Regions from separate parts of the Homo sapiens genome. Here region 2 is linked to region 1. Evidence: read pairs that join two places in POLR2A ChIA-PET (ENCODE). Cell type or tissue: IMR-90. All regions are shown on one strand.

What was found. Peaks named below come from ENCODE experiments on the same cell type or tissue, not always from the same donor. Only the 100,000 strongest peaks of a DNase experiment are listed, where the experiment ranks them.
Region 2: POLR2A ChIA-PET joins it to region 1 with 13 read pairs; 3 of 35 experiments call an interaction of 5 or more read pairs at or near these places.

Annotation. Positions count from the first base shown.
Region 1 is chr4:155,389,355-155,397,354 of GRCh38, reverse strand. No RefSeq gene overlaps it. Among named protein-coding and RNA genes, the nearest start is that of MAP9, 16 kb to the right of the region's middle. In IMR-90, no CTCF peak of the experiment used is centred here; DNase peaks (open chromatin) are centred at 4,364 and 4,694; H3K27ac peaks cover 619 bases.
Region 2 is chr4:155,923,505-155,931,504 of GRCh38, reverse strand. CTSO (cathepsin O) reads left to right here. Exons shown (of 8, transcript NM_001334.3): 6 at 1,800-1,963; 7 at 3,077-3,169; 8 at 5,435-7,387. The coding sequence ends at 5,469. Among named protein-coding and RNA genes, the nearest start is that of TDO2, 24 kb to the right of the region's middle. In IMR-90, no CTCF peak of the experiment used is centred here; no DNase peak of the experiment used is centred here.

The sequences.
Region 1 (8,000 bases):
CCTCACTCCCCTCCTAACCTCATGTTGTTAAGTCGAACCATGGCAAATCAGAACTGTGTGTATGTATAGATCTATAGATAGATAGAATACAATAAAATTGATAAATTAGACTTCTTCAAAATTCAGAACTTTTGCACTTCCAAAGACACCATGAGGAAGTCAAATTGTCCCTGTTTGCAGATGATGTGATTGTATATTTAGAAAACCCCATTGTCTCAGCCTAAAATCTCCTTAAGCTGATAAGCAACTTCAGCAAAGTCTCAGGATACAAAATCAATGTGCAAAAATCACAAGCATTCCTATACACCATTAACAGACAAACAGAGAGGCAAATCATGAGTGAATTCCCATTCACAATTGCTACAAAGAGAATAAAATACCTAGGAATGCAACTTACAAGGGATGTGAAGGACCTCTTCAAAGAGAAGTACAAACCACTGCTCAAGGAAATAAAAGAAGACACAAATGGAAGAATATTCCATGCTCATGGATAGGAAGACTCCATATCATGAAAATGGCCATACTGTCCAAAGTAATTAATAGATTCAATGCCATCTCCATCAAGCTACCAATGACTTTCTTCACAGAATTCGAAAAAACTACTTTAAAGTTCATATGGAACCAAAAAAGAGCCTGCATTGCCAAGACAATCCTACGCAAGAAGAATAAAGCTGGAGGCTTCATGCTACCTGACTTCAAACTATACTACAAGGCTACAGTAACCAAAACAGCATGGTACTGGTACCAAAACAGAGATATAGACCAATGGAACAGAACAGAGGCCTCAGAAATAACAACACACATCTACAACCATCTGATATTTGACAAATCTGACAAAAACAAGAAATGGGAAAAGGATTCCCTATTTAATATATGGTGCTGGAAAAACTGGCTAGCCATATGTAGAAAGCTGAAACTGGATCCCTTCCTTACACCTTATACAAAAATTAATTCAAGATGGATAAAAGGGCCAGGTGTGGTGGCTCACACCTGTAATCCCAGCACTTTGCGAGGCCAAGGCAGGCAGATCACAAGGTCAGGAGATCGAGACCATCCTGGTTAACACGGTGAAACCCTGTCTCTACTGAAAATACAAAAAATTAGCCGGGCGTGGTGGCAGGTGCCTGTAGTCCCAGCTGCTCTGAAGGCTGAGGCAGCAGAATGGTGTGAATCTGGGAGGCGGAGCTTGCAGTGAGCTGAGATCGTGCCACTGCACTCCAGCCTGGGTGACGGAGCAAGACTCCATCTCAAAAAAAAAAAAAAAAAAAAAAAAAAAGATGAATTAAAGACTTAAATGTTAGACCTGAAACCATAAAAACCCCAGAAGAAAACCTAGGCAATAGCATTCAGGACATAGGCATGGGCAAAGACTTCAGGTCTAAGACACCAAAAGCAATGGCAACAAAAGCCAAAATAGACAAATGGGATCTTATTAAACTAAAGAGCTTCTGCATGGCAAAAGAAACTACCATCAAAGTGAACAGGCAACCTACAGAATGGGAGAAAATTTTTGCAATCTACCCATCTGTCAAAGGGCTAATATCCAGAATCTACAAAGAACTCAAATTTACAAGAAAAAACAAACAACCCCATCAAAAAGTGGGCAAAGGATATGTACAGACACTTCCCAAAAGAAGACATCTATGTAGCCAACAGACACATGAAAAAATGCTCATCATCACTGGTCATCAGAGAAATGCAAATCAAAACCACAATGAGATACCATCTCACACCAGTTAGAATGGCGGTCATTAAAAAGTCAGGAAACAACAGATGCTGGAGAAGATGTGGAGAAATAGGAACACTTTTACACTGTTGGTGGGAGTGTAAATTAGTTCAACCATTGTGGAAGACAGTGTGGCGATTCCTCAAGGATCTAGAACTAGAATTACCATTTGACCCAGCAATCTCATTACTGGGTATATACCCAAAGGATTATAAATCATGCTACTATAAAGACACATGAACACATATGTTTATTGTGGCACTATTCACAATAGCAAAGACTTGGAACCAACCGAAATGTCCATCAATGATAGACTGCATTAAGAAAATGTGGGCCAGGTGCAGTGGCTCACACCTGTAATCCCAGCACTTTGGGAGGCCAAGGTGGATGGATCACAAGGTCAGGAGATCGAGACCATCCTGGCTAACACGGTGAAACCCCGTCTCTACTAAAAATACAAAAAACTAGCTGGGCATGGTGGTGGGCGCCTGTAGTCCCAGCTACTCGGGAGGCTGAGGCAGGAGAATGGCGAGAACCCAGGAGGCGGAGCTTGCAGTGGGCCGAGATCGCGCCACTACAGTCCAGCCTGGGCGACAGAGTGAGACTCCGTCTCCAAAAAAAAAGAAATAAAGAAAGAAAATGTGGCACATATACACCATGAAATACAATGCAGCCATAACAAAGGATGAGTTTATGTCCTTTGCAGGGACATGGATGAAGCTGGAAACCATCATTCTCAGCAAACTATCACAAGGACAGAAAACCAAGCACCGCATGTTCTCACTCACAGGTGGGAATTGAACAATAATATCACTTGGACACAGGGCAGGGAACATCACACACCACACTGGGGCCTGTCCGGGGGTTGGGGGCTGGGGGAGAGATAGCATTAGGAGAAATACCTAATGTAAATGATGAGTTGATGGGTGCAGCAAACCAACATGGCACATGTAAACCTATGTATCAAAGCTGCACGTTGTGCACATGTACCCAGAACTTAAAGTATAATCATAATTAAAAAAAAAAAAAAAAGAAAGTGAAAAGAGGCTGGGTGCAGTGGCTCATGCCTGTGAACTCAGTACTTTGGAAGGCTGAGGCAGGCAGATCACTTGAACCCAGGAGTTTGAGATCAGCCTGGGCAACATTGTGAAATCTCATCTCTATAAAATATAAACAAAATTAGCTGGGCATGGTGGTTCATGCCTGCAGTCTCAGCTACTCAAGAGGCTGAGGTAGGAGGATGGCTTGAGGCTGGGAAACAGGCAGAGGTTGCAGTGAGCAGTGTTTGCGCCACTGCACTTCAGCCTGAGCAACAGAGCCAGACTTGGTCAAGAAAAAAAAAAAAAAAAGAAAGAAAGAAAAAGAAAGGAAGAAAGCATTCCCAGCCCTTGCCCTTCCTTTGAAGCTCTGCCGAATGCAGGTGATGGTGGCCACCTCCCTTTTATAGCAAACTGAATAACTGACTTTGTTTGTTCTCATTTGAGTGCTCTGTGTTTATTTCTGCACTTTGGACTAGGGGTGGCAAGAGTGATGGGGACAAGTGGACAAGTTGAGGTCTATTTTGGATATAAAACAGGCCAACCTTGATAATGGATTAGAAGGCAGAGGGGGATGCAGGAAAGAAAAGAGAGGCATCAAGAAGACTCCTTAAGACCAGGCATGGTGGCTCACGCCTGTAATCCCAGCACTTTGGGAGGCTGAGTACTCTTGAGGCTGGAGGTTTGAGAACAGCCTGGCCAGTATGGTAAAACCTCGTCTCTACTAAATATAAAAATTAAGTGGGCGTGGTGGCACACTCCTGTAATTCCAGCTACAAGGGAGGCTGAGGCAGGAGACTTGCTTGAACCCAGGAGGTGGAGGTTGCCTTCCAGCCTGGGCAATAGAGCTAGTCTTTGTCACAGAAATGAAAGTAAAGATAAAGAAGACTCCATAGGTGTCTGTTCCTGGCAAGTGGGTGGATGGTGGCATTGTTTACTGAGATGAAGGTCAGAAGAGGAGCAAGTTGGTGGGGTGGCTAAAAGCCAAAGTTAATTTTTTCATGTGAGATGACTATCAGATGAAGGTGCCAAGGAGAAAATTACATCCCTGAGTCTGTGCTCAGAGGGAAATCAAGCAGGAGAGAGGACATGGGAGTGGGCACACAAAGATGTTTTTTACAGCCAGGAATATGGATGATATCACAGAAGGAGACAGTGTAGACGAAGAAGAGATGAGGAAGTAGGACTGACTTTCAGCAGGATTGAATCTGTAGAAATCCAGTGTAAATATTTCTTTTCTTCTTCTTTTATTATTTTTTTGTTTTTGTTTTTGAGATAGGGTCTCACTCTGTCACCCTGGCTGGAGTGTAGTGGTGTGATCAAGGCTCACCGCAGACTTGACCTTCTGGGCTCAAGCGATCTTCCCACCTCAGCCTCCCGAGTAGCTGGGACCACAGGTGTGTGCCACCACACCTGGCTAATTTTTTATTTTTTGTAGAGACACATCTTGCTATGTTGCCCCAGCTGCTCTTCAACTCCTAGACTCAAGTGATCCTCCCATCTCAGCCTCCCAAAGTGCTAGGATTACAGGCATGAGCCAAAGTGCAGAGCTTGTAAATATTTATTGAGTGAATAAGACATTCTTCAGCCCTGAGTAAAGTTGATGGCCTCCCGAGGGATTAGATTAGAAATTCCCACACTCTGATGTGGGCAGAAAACGAGGAGGCAGCCTCAGAAACTGAGAGGAGCTGCCAGTGAGGACAAAGAAAACCTGCTGCCCCGGGATGAACCCCGCACTCCTCGGCACAGCGTGGGCTCACCTGGGCCACCTGCCTGCCGCCTTCCTCTTCAATATCATCTCTTCCTGCCATCCTTTTTGGACCAATTTTAGCATTTCCCTAAATGTATCCTATTGCTTCAGACCTTCGTATGTGCTGTCCTCTCTCTAGGATTACAAAAGTCATGTGAACTCATTATTAGTAAATCAAACACAAGGAAGCACATGACAGAGAGGGTAGAAGCTGCCCATCACCCCCAACTCTCCATTAGTAAGCATTTGTGCTATGTGTCTGCAGATGTGTTTTCTGTGCCTAATCTAATGCACTCTCTCTCACACACATTCACACCATATTTTCCTCCATGCATCCAAAATGGGAAATAACCTCATTTACCACATGCTTTTTCCTCTTAATACATGACGGACTCTTTTCATGTACATAGAGAGTACACACTTCCTTATATTTCAGTACAAATGTACATACAGTACATTTCAGTACGCAGAGAGGTGCCTCATTCTTTAAGACAGATGTTTATTAGAGTTTGATTGTATGAATTAATCACAATGTACTTAAGCAATCTGCATTAATGAAGCATTCCTCTCTCTCTTTTTCTTTCTTTCTTCTTTCTTCTCTTTCTTCCTTCCCTCCTTCCCTCCCTCCCTCCCTCCTTCCTTCCTTCCCTCCTTCCTCTTTCTCTCTCTGTCTCTCCCTCTCTCTCTCTCTCTCTGTCTCTCTGTCTCTCTCTCTCTCTCTCTTTCCCTCTCCCCCTCTCCCTCTCTCTCTGCCTCTCCCTCTCCCTCTGTCTCCCAGGCTGTGGTGCAGTGGTGTGATCACAGTTCATTACAACTTCAACCTCCCTGGCCCAAGTGATCCTTCCTCCTATCACCCAGGCTGTAGTGCAGTGGTGTGATCACAGATCACTGCAGCTTCAACCTCCCTGGCCCAAGTGATCCTCTCTCTTCAACCTCCTGAGTAGCAGAGATCACAGGTGAGCACCACCATGCTAAAGTTTTTGTAAAGACAAGATCTCACTATGTTGCCTAGGCTTTTTTCTTTGTAATTATAAATGTGGCAATGCTCTACTTTGTACAATCTGTACAAACGCATGCTCTTAGACAAATACATTCTTAGAAGTAGAGTTGTGAGGTTAAAAAAATGGTGAATGCTTTTAATTTAATAGATATTGCCAAACTGCACTCCAAAGAGTTCAGGACAATTTTTCCAACAAGTGTGAATTAAATTCCTAGTTTATCTACGCTCTTGTCAAGACTGGATATTGTCAATCATTCAACTCAGTCAATTTTATAGAAAAAAAGATATTGTATTATTGTTTTAATTTGAATTTCCTAGAATATAAATAAGGTTTCTAATAGTTTTTCACATTCTTTGCCCATTTTTATGTAGGCTTTTTAACCTTTTGATTTGTAAGGGTTCTTGGTATATTAGCTGTCTTATGTAAGTATTGCAAATACTGTTTTTTATTTAAATTTTTTTTTACTTTCTTTCTCTTTCTTTTCTTTTTTTTTTTTTTTTTTTAGAAACTGGGTCTTGATCTGTCACCTAGGCTGGAGTGCAGTGGTGTCATCACAGCTCATTGTATCCCAGACCTCCAGGCTCAAGCAATTCTCTCTCCTCATCCTCCTGAGTACACCTGGTACTACAAGCACACATCACTACACCCAGCTAATTTTTGCATTTTTTGTAGATACGGGGTCTCACTATGTTGCTAGGCTGTTCTCAAACTTCTAGGTTCAAGCGATCCTCCCACCTCAGCCTCCTAAAATGCTGAGATTACAAACAGGAGCCACCGCACTCAGCTGCAAATACTTTTTCTTTGTTTGTCTTAATTATTTTTTCAAATATAAATATAGATGGGCTCTATGCTGCCCAGGCTGAAATGCAGTGACTATTTACAGGTCTAATCAATCATGGTTCATTGCAGCCTTGAACTCATGGCCTCAAGCTGTCCTCCTGCCTCAGCTTCCTGAGTAGCTAGGACTACAGGTATACACCACCATGCCCAGCTAATTTTTGTTTGTTTGTTTGTTTGTTTGTTTTGTAGAGACAGAGTCTCACTATGTTGCCCAGGCTAGTCCCTGGCCTCAAGCAATCCTCCTACCTTAGTCTCCCAAAGTTCTAGTTTTACAGGCATGAGCCACCATGCCCGGCCAGCTTATTAATTTTTATTTTTGCTTTATAAAGGCTTAGAATTTTATGTGGTCATGCTTATGAAGACCCTTAATATTCCATTTTTTTTCTAAAATCTACTCATCTTTATTCTAGAAAGTTATTGATTTCATTCTCTTATATATAAGCATCTTTAAACCATCTGGAGTTATTTTGGTGTTGAAAGGGTAGGAATCCAGCTTCTCTTTGTAAATATTTATTGAATGAATGAATGAGACATTCTGCAGCCCTAAGTAAAGTTGATGGCCTCCTAAGGGATTAAATGGTTAATAATGTTGTTTGTTCACTCGACAAATATTTCTAAACCAAATGCCCGCATGGAAGAATGCAATGGTGAATAAAATCAGATATAGATCCCACCCTGTGGCTATCACATTTGATGGGACAGGCAGACATTGGCCAGATAACAGAAATAGATGTAAAACCTAGAAAGGAGATACGTGCTCTGAAAGAGCATATAATAAAGGAAACTACCCTAGCCTGGGAGGTCAAGAAGGTGTTACTGGCTAAGGAAGTTTCTTGGGAAGTGCCCTTAAGACCAGCACCTGTGAGAGGGTGAAGCTAGCAGGCCTCGGCAGGCAGAGAAAACCGCACTGGAGTTGCAACAAAGGTCTTAGCCAATCCCACAGGGAGTTTTAGATGGTAGATGACCCTTCAAAATTGCACTGAATTGAGGCGAGGGGTCTGAGCTTTTATTGCCCACCCCATCTCCCTCCTCCAGTGGACCAGGTAATGGATGCAGGCTGTCCCCAGGCAGCTTCTTTCAGCCACGGCATTTCCAGAGTGAGACTCATCTGCCAGCATCAGCCTCCAAGTCTCCCAGCAGCTGGGGAATGAGGGCCTGGTCCTGAAGTGACATCTGGGTGGCAGGTCACAGCATCCACTACAGAAGTCTTCCATAAAGAAGTTGGGGAGACCTTGAGTAGAGTACTGATGGGTAAGTGGAGATTAACTAGGCACAGAGAACGAAGACTTTTACTAGGAGCAGCATAATTTCTCCAGCACAATGCCATGGGAAGCCTTTGTACATCACAGGCAGGAAGGGAAGCAGGGAGACTATTTAGGAGGCTACTAAAGGAATAGGTTCGTATAATACATTAAAATCTGGATATGAACATATAAAAAACTAGAAAGACAGAAAAGGTAAGTCTCCTGATAACCGCAGTCCTCAGAGACAGCAACTATTAAAGGTTTTTGTGGTTTTGTTTGTTTGTTTGTTTCTGTTTTTTTTGTGGATGGAGTCTCACTCTGTCGCCCAGGCTGGAGTGCAGTGGTGAGATCTTGGCTCACCACAACCTCCGCTTCCTGTGTTCAAGCAATTCTGGACCAGCC
Region 2 (8,000 bases), 530 kb before region 1:
TCTATTTCTTACTTCTAATCTTTGATATCTTTTTTCAGCTCTGGCCCAAATCAGGGATTATTACTAAATTGTTTCTTTGATTCTGCAATGTCAGTTACCCTTTGCATTCTAAAAATATTCCTTCTTCTTGATCTTTCTGCTTTTCTCCTGGTATCCCTGAAACTGGATCTTTGATGAGATGAACTTCCAGTAATCCTTTGTTTTCTTCAATTGATGGAGACGGCTGTGTTCTGGTTGATAGAAAGATTATTATATATATCATGTTTAAATCATGAACTATGCTAAGAATTTTGATACAATAAGATATACTTTATACACTAAATCCTATGGGGAACACAATTAGTTATTAGATAAGTTAGAAATGAGGGAAATAAATAATCCTTATTGTAAACTTGGAGTAAAACTTATGTGCTGGGCATGCTACATAATTTATGTCTTGCAAAATTGTATGCCATAATTTTATCCTTGTATTGATTCTGCATGGTAGGTTGAATGGCTGCAGTGTATAGTTGGAATTTGAACCCAGGTGTGGGACAATTAAAAACCTATAACCTATCATGATGCCTTTTAAAAATTTTACAATTTTGCCTGTCTCAGGATAATCTTAGTTAATATGAACTGTTTTACAGTAGCAAAAATTAGAAATATCTACTTATAGATCTCAAAAAGCAGATATTCATGTTAATAGTTAACATGAATAAATGTATAAAATGAATATATAGTTTCTATTTCAATCAATTCCATTATTATGCAGTCAACTTTTTGCTCCTCTGTGGACAAAATATTCCCTCTCTAGAAACTGGTCTCCAGCTGGTCGTCATGAAAGATTATTTACTTACTTATTAGTGGATTATTACCACTAATCCACCCATGGCTTGCTATAGCAGTAAACTATCAAATGTTATCTTAATAGTTTGAACTATTAGGAACTTGGTTTCAGTATCCTTCACCCACAAAGCTGACCTTTGAAAAGTGTAAATAATGATTTGATCACTCACTTGTAAGATCAATGAAGGACAAATGTTGTATAATATGAGACTTTATGTCCATGTGTGAAAACAATAATTGTGTATTTTGCAGTCTTCACAGTTGAACACCTAGTTCTCCGGGCATCCTAACATTTCTTCTCTTTTTAAAATATTTGCTTAACATTGCTTCTATTGTATAATTATATTAGCCACTTTTGAGTAGCCCTTCCCTATAATTTCTATATTTGACAATGACTAACATGAGTTAGTCTCTTGATTCTCATGGTGTGGCAGAGATGGCAAGGTATCGCCAAATATCTAGTCTTTCCACTTTCCTTAATAAAAGAAGCCCTATGTCTTAACTAATTTTCCAGCCAGCTACAGAACTCATTCCCCATCTTCCTTTAAGCTAGACTTAGCCATATGACTGAGTTCTGGCCAATGAGATCCGTGAAGATATATGTGGAAGTGTTGCGGGTTATTTCTGGGAAGTCTTCTCAACAGAGATGTATCACTTCTGCTTTCTACTTCCTGCTGTCTTAAATATGTGTTAAATGGCTGGAGTCCCAGCAACCATCTTGGACCATGAATGGACCCTGAAAATGGAAACCTTTGAATAGCAGGACAATGATAGAGAAAGAGCTTGGGTTCCTGATATCCTGAAACCCTATCCCAGCCATAGACTACCAGTCTCTCAGACTTAGCTTCCATTGTTTAGGTCCTTTGTAACTGCAACCAAACCTACTCAGAATCATACACAGATTATATAGATCATTGTTATTTTTACCTTAAAAACTAAATTTTCTAACCAAATATTTCCTCTTTTGGTAGTGACCAAGAAGATGAAATGGCAAAAGCACTTCTTACCTTTGGCCCTTTGGTAGTCATAGTAGATGCAGTGAGCTGGCAAGATTATCTGGGAGGCATTATACAGCATCACTGCTCTAGTGGAGAAGCAAATCATGCAGTTCTCATAACTGGGTTTGATAAAACAGGTAAGTGCTGATAAGACTCAGTTGACTGCTTTCCAGCATGGACACTGAGTGCAAAATGATCACCATACTGTAGAACATTGAAATTTGGTTCTGCTATGATTAAGTCCTCATAAGACCTTCACAACTTCTCAACAATCTTATAGGAGTAAATGTGCCGAGACCAGCTCAGTTGTGGAGACCCTAACCCAGCGGCGCTAGAGGAATTAAAGACACACACACAGAAATATAGAGTGTGGAGTGGGAAATCAGGGGTCTCACAGCCTTCAGAGCTGAGAGCCCCGAACAGAGCTTTACCCACATATTTATTGACAGCAAGCCAGGGATAAGCATTGTTTCTATAGATTATAGATTGACTAAAAGTATTCCTTATGGGAAATAAAGGGATGGGCCGAAATAAAGGGATAGGTCTGACTAGTTGTCTGCAGCAGGAGCATGTCCTTAAGGCACAAGATTGCTGATGTTATTGTTTGTGGCTTAAGAACGCCTTTAAGCAGTTTTCTGCCCAGGGTTCGGCCAGGTGTTCCTTGCCCTAATTCCGGTAAACCCACAACCTTCCAGCGTGGGCGTCATGGCCATCACGAACATGTCACAGTGCTGCAGAGATTTTGCTTATGGCCAGTTTTGGGACCAGTTTATGGCCGGATTTGGGGGGCCTGTTCCCAATGTAAATGTCTTGTCAGATTCCACCTGTCAATTTTTGAGTGGATATCCTGTTAAAATGATGATAATTTTTGTTGATATAAAACTGTATCGGGAACATTTAGAATAATTGTTGGGAAAAGGTAAGTGCATATTATTTTATCATACGTATCTAAAAGTTCTTTTTTCTTTTTCTGATTCCTTGGAAATTAGTGTTTGTTTTCATTTTATGCAGTCCCTGTATAAAGGGAAGTGAATTCAAACATATATTTCTACTGATTGGAGAGTGTCCGTAAGTACTGCTCAGGTTTACTTAGTTAAAATAAAGTAGTTTAAGTTACCATTAAATTACATTTTTAATCTTCTTCTCAGAGCTACTATCCTTAGCAAGAATCCAACTTAAAATAAAGAAACTTAAACATTCATAACAAATTTGAGTTTTCAGGATTTGTTACTATTTATGTTTCACTGTAGGAAGCACTCCATATTGGATTGTGCGGAATTCCTGGGGAAGTTCTTGGGGAGTAGATGGTTATGCCCATGTCAAAATGGGAAGTAATGTTTGTGGTAAGTCATGAGTTTGTGTTTAAAACCTCAATATAAATATTAAGGAGATTATTTGAATATTTTAGAGTTACAATCTACTCAAACCACTTTAGCAGTAATAATTTTTGTCCTTTAACCAAATGATAAAAAAAAAAGTGTTTTGCAAGAGGAACTGTTAAACATATTAGTATTTGAAAAAGGAAGAGGGACCTTAGTAAAAAATATATATTACATATATATCTCAAAACATAAGATAAAGTAATAATTTACCAAGGTTAATTGCTTTAAAAATGAGATAAACACACAGCTTAGGAGACTGGACTCCTGCAGAAATGTCTTCTTGTTCCAAATTTACATTTCATAACTATAAATTTTTCTTAATTTCTGTATTATAATATCTGCTCAATGATTATCAAGAGTTTTTCTTTGTTTTAAAATATACGAAAACTAAGCATTAGTATTGTTTGTGATTTAATATGCCCCTTGCCACCTACAAAATTCTAGCAAAACACCCACTAGAATTGAGAGGCTTAGGCAAATACCAAACATGCTTTTTTATTGAGTGACAACTTTTTTTTTTTTGAGATAGAGTCTCGCTCTGTCTCCCAGGCTGGAGTGCAGTGGCATGATCTCGGCTCACTGCAAGCTCCGCCTCCCGGGTTCACACTCTTCTCCTGCCTCAGCCTCCTGAGTAGCTGGGACTACAGACTCCCGCCACCACACCTGGCTGATTTTTTGTTTTTGTATTTTTAGTAGAGACGAGGTTTCACCGTGTTAGCCAGGATGGTCTCAATCTCCTGACCTCGTGATCTGCCCTCCTTGGCCTCCCAAAGTGCTGGGATTACAGGCGTGAGCCACCACGCCCAGCCTGAAACACAACTTTTTAAATGAACCACCAACCAAACTAAAATAGCTAGTTAAGAATTTTAACCGTGTTATAAAACTATATTCAAACCTATATTCTAAAACTTTTGGTCTAGAAATCAACATATTTTCTGAATCAAGCTAGACCCAAACTAAGTTACATATTAGAGCAATCATGTCATTTCTTATTATAATTTGTTCCAACATATATACAATTTTTTTAAATGCAGAATCTTTCAGATTATGAGACTGATTAAATAGTTACAGAAAAATTTGAAAGTTTATGTTCAATGACTATTAACCAATCATTCCATAAGGCAGAATCCATGAGAGTTCATGAGTGATCTGTTCTATCACCCTGATGAGACAGTTTTTATAAGTTATTCATTGAAAAAAGTCAACATCACAGAAATATATTGGCCAGAATACTAGCAACCCCATCAGGCCTCCACTTTTCAGCATCACTGGGGACTCGTACATCTTTGGAACTTGCAGATAAATGACTGATGCTAATCATTAACCCTTGCTGCTGAACATATATTATGTCCGACTGCAGCAGTGGTGGATCCTGGATTTGGGCTGAGGGGTGACTGCTTTCAAATCTCTTACAGGAGTGTTAAAATAACATAATTCAAATATTGGTTCATAATTGCCTCAATTATAACTACGTCCCTCACCACAACCTTTCTCCATCCCTCAGCTACTAAGGGTGAGTGGAGATAATTTCTGCTCTCTACCTGCTTTCATAATGTAAATCTTTAAGGGCATGCCTGGTTGGTAATCATACAGGGATTCAAATTCTTCCTGAAAGTGAGTATTCCCTGAAAGTTACAATGATGTCATATTACTCTTATGAGCAATGGCATAAGGCAGATAGTATTTCATAGCTGCAAGAGATTTCGAAGATACGGTTAGTTATAATAAAAACCAGTCTTCAGATAGGCTATTTATTGCTTTTGCCATGATGTTGCAATCTGTGTTCTCGTGTGTAAAGAAAGCATAGCACACTCGTGATTTATTAAAGTTTTACCCACATTCAAATTTTAGAATTTGAGTTATGAAATTGTATTTAAAATAATTTCTTAAGTTATTTTGCCTCTAAGAAATAATGTATTAGTTTAATACAGCTTCCAGATGCATTCATTTATTCAGTTAACAGGTAGTTTTTGTTGTGGATTTTTAAAATCTTTAAAATTATTTTAGTTTCTTCAAACAAAAATATTAGGCATACTTCTAATATGCCTAATCTCTTCTAATATCTGCTTTTGATGATACCATGTTTACATTGACAAGCTGTGATAAGCATTACATTATTTTCTCAGTAGATACTCTTTCTGAACCCAAATGAAAAATTGCTTTAATTTACAATTTCAAAAGCATCTAAAGAGGAAATAGACTAATAATTCCTTTTTTTTCCCTTAGGTATTGCAGATTCCGTTTCTTCTATATTTGTGTGACATGTTGGGCAGATCAAGAGACAGCTACAAAAATGAAGGTTTTCATAATGCAATGTAACATAGTACTTCAAAGTATTATTCAACTTCAAGTTTCAGCAACTACCTACAAAAGATTCTAAGGCCTAGTAGTATTTAAACTAAGTTTCAGAATGTTCCCTTCTTGTAGAGAGATGGACAACCAAAGTCAGTGGGACAAACTCCAGCACAGAAGCCTGCGAGGAAGCCTATGGAATAGTTTCCTGTCCTGAGACGAAATTCAGATTAGGAGATATTTTAGGCCCCTGCAACTGGGGAAGGCTACTGTTTGTTTTTGTTTGCTTATTATTTATTTGTTTGTTTATTGTGAGATATTTCAGGTGGGATCAAAGAGGTCATAAGAATTTATTTTCTTTTGTGGGGTGTAACTACTAGCTTTAGATTACCCCTATACACAAGAATGGCCAACCTAAAATTATGTGTGTCTTGTACAGTTAGTTATATTAGCAGCCCTCTGAGATGGCGTATCTATCGGAAGGATTTCAAACACCAATTGCTTTACCTGAACAAATGGTGCTTACCCTTTGAACAGCAGAGTGACCACGTAGAAGGAAGGAAAAGGGCAAAATCGCTTCAGTTAAACTGAAATTAAATGAACAATAAGGCAACTATATAAGTAACTTCTAGTAGCATTGCCTGAGAGACAAATTATTGTTTGATAATTTTCATTGTGAATAGGAATCCAATAGATCATATTGCTTACTTTGTTCTTTTTATACTATAGAATAATATTTTGTTCTCTAGTATATCAAAATACCAAAATATTATCTCATATTTTCTCCCTCTTTCTCTTACTCTTTACCAAGTTTTCCTGGTGGCTTGGCTTCCCTGACTAAAGAATTAAGTCTCATTTTTACTTTCCATTTCTATTTTCTTACCACTTGGTTGGCTCCCTTTGTCTCTGTACCTTTACCAACATTAGGATCTCACCTCTTTCTTCCTCCCTTAATTCATAAGCACCACTCCTATCAAAGTCCCATCTCTTAACCCTGGGTATCAAACAAACTGTGAGTTTTCCAGAATCTGTTTCCCAGTTTTCCCCTCAGCTTTCCTGGTCTCCCATCCGAACTGCTTCTTTGTGCACCTCTTGTTCTTTCTCTTGGCTCCCAGTCTTGATTCCTGTGATCACTCTTGCATCACTAATTGCACAAGTGATTTCAGGTGCAATTCTGATTAGCCTGCGTCCACACAGTGATCGATGATCCTATGTGCCTAGAAAGGACACTGTGTGCTGCTCATGACCTGCAACAGGAAAAAAGCCATTTCTTGTTAGCAGTGTAAGAACCTTAGAGCAAAGGAGTTGACCTTCTGATTGAATATAAGCACAACCATATTAAATGAATCAATACAAGAAAATTATTTCTGATACTATGTATGTACATATTTCTTCTCTAAAATGTATCATTCTTTTCTAATGTATATGATCTAACAAAAATGAAACATGAAATGCAGTAGCAACCACTAAAAAAAAAAATTCAAGGACATCTAACTTTTTCTCTCACTTTTGCCCTTTGTTTATCCTTCCCTGTGATTAGATAAACAAAATAAAAAACAAAATGCTGTATTTCTCTTCTTACGCCAGTCAGAACCAATCCGAAAAGAATGTGTGTTGACTCAGGTTTGGAGTTATTTCAGGAAGACAGATATTGACCTTTTAATTGATAAATATTCTTATTATCCTGGAATGCCAGAAAAGAACTATGTCCTGCTTGTCTAGTTTGTATTCGCTGACTTTCTATGTGATATAGATGCATTTGTAATACTCTTTTTCAAGTGCTAAAGGATTTCTAAAATTTCAAACTGATTAATATGTTTCTGCTGTTCTGGATTTTGATGACATTTACAATAAAACAACCTACATTTGACTTTGGTTTAAAAAGAACCTCTTCTTAAGTGTATGGCTTACATTTTGTCAACACGGTATTAATGTGCTTTATATTTACAGTTTTCTCAGCTCTAAATTAATATATCCAGCTTTTGGTTTTCTCCATAGGCACTTTAACCTCAGTGTTTCCGAAACTCCATTCGTCATCCTCCCTAACTTCTCCCACCACCCCCAACAAAAATTTCCTTTACCTCTAAGAGCCTCTATTTTGGTTAACAGAATCAACATTATGGAATCACCCAATCAATAAAATTAAGACAAATCCTAAACATTTAAGCAGGTCATCTGCACCTTGGTAACCCATCAATGAATTACCTACCTCCTGTGGCTACTGTCATTTCTTAGTTGCATGTTCTTTAGTGTCATTTATCTCCATTATTCAGTAGCCTACTCATTATTCTCTATGTCCCTTAGTCCAGACCCAAAGTCTGGTGATTCAGATTGATGTTCTTATAGTCCATCTACTGTATTTCCCCTGCATTTACATTTCTCAAAGACGTTATCAGTTTCTCTGTTCACAACCGTTCAAGGGCTCCCAATGCCTTATGATACCATGTGAGCTCTTTTAAGTGAGTTTTCACGAAGAAGCCCCTCTCTACCTTTTCAACCG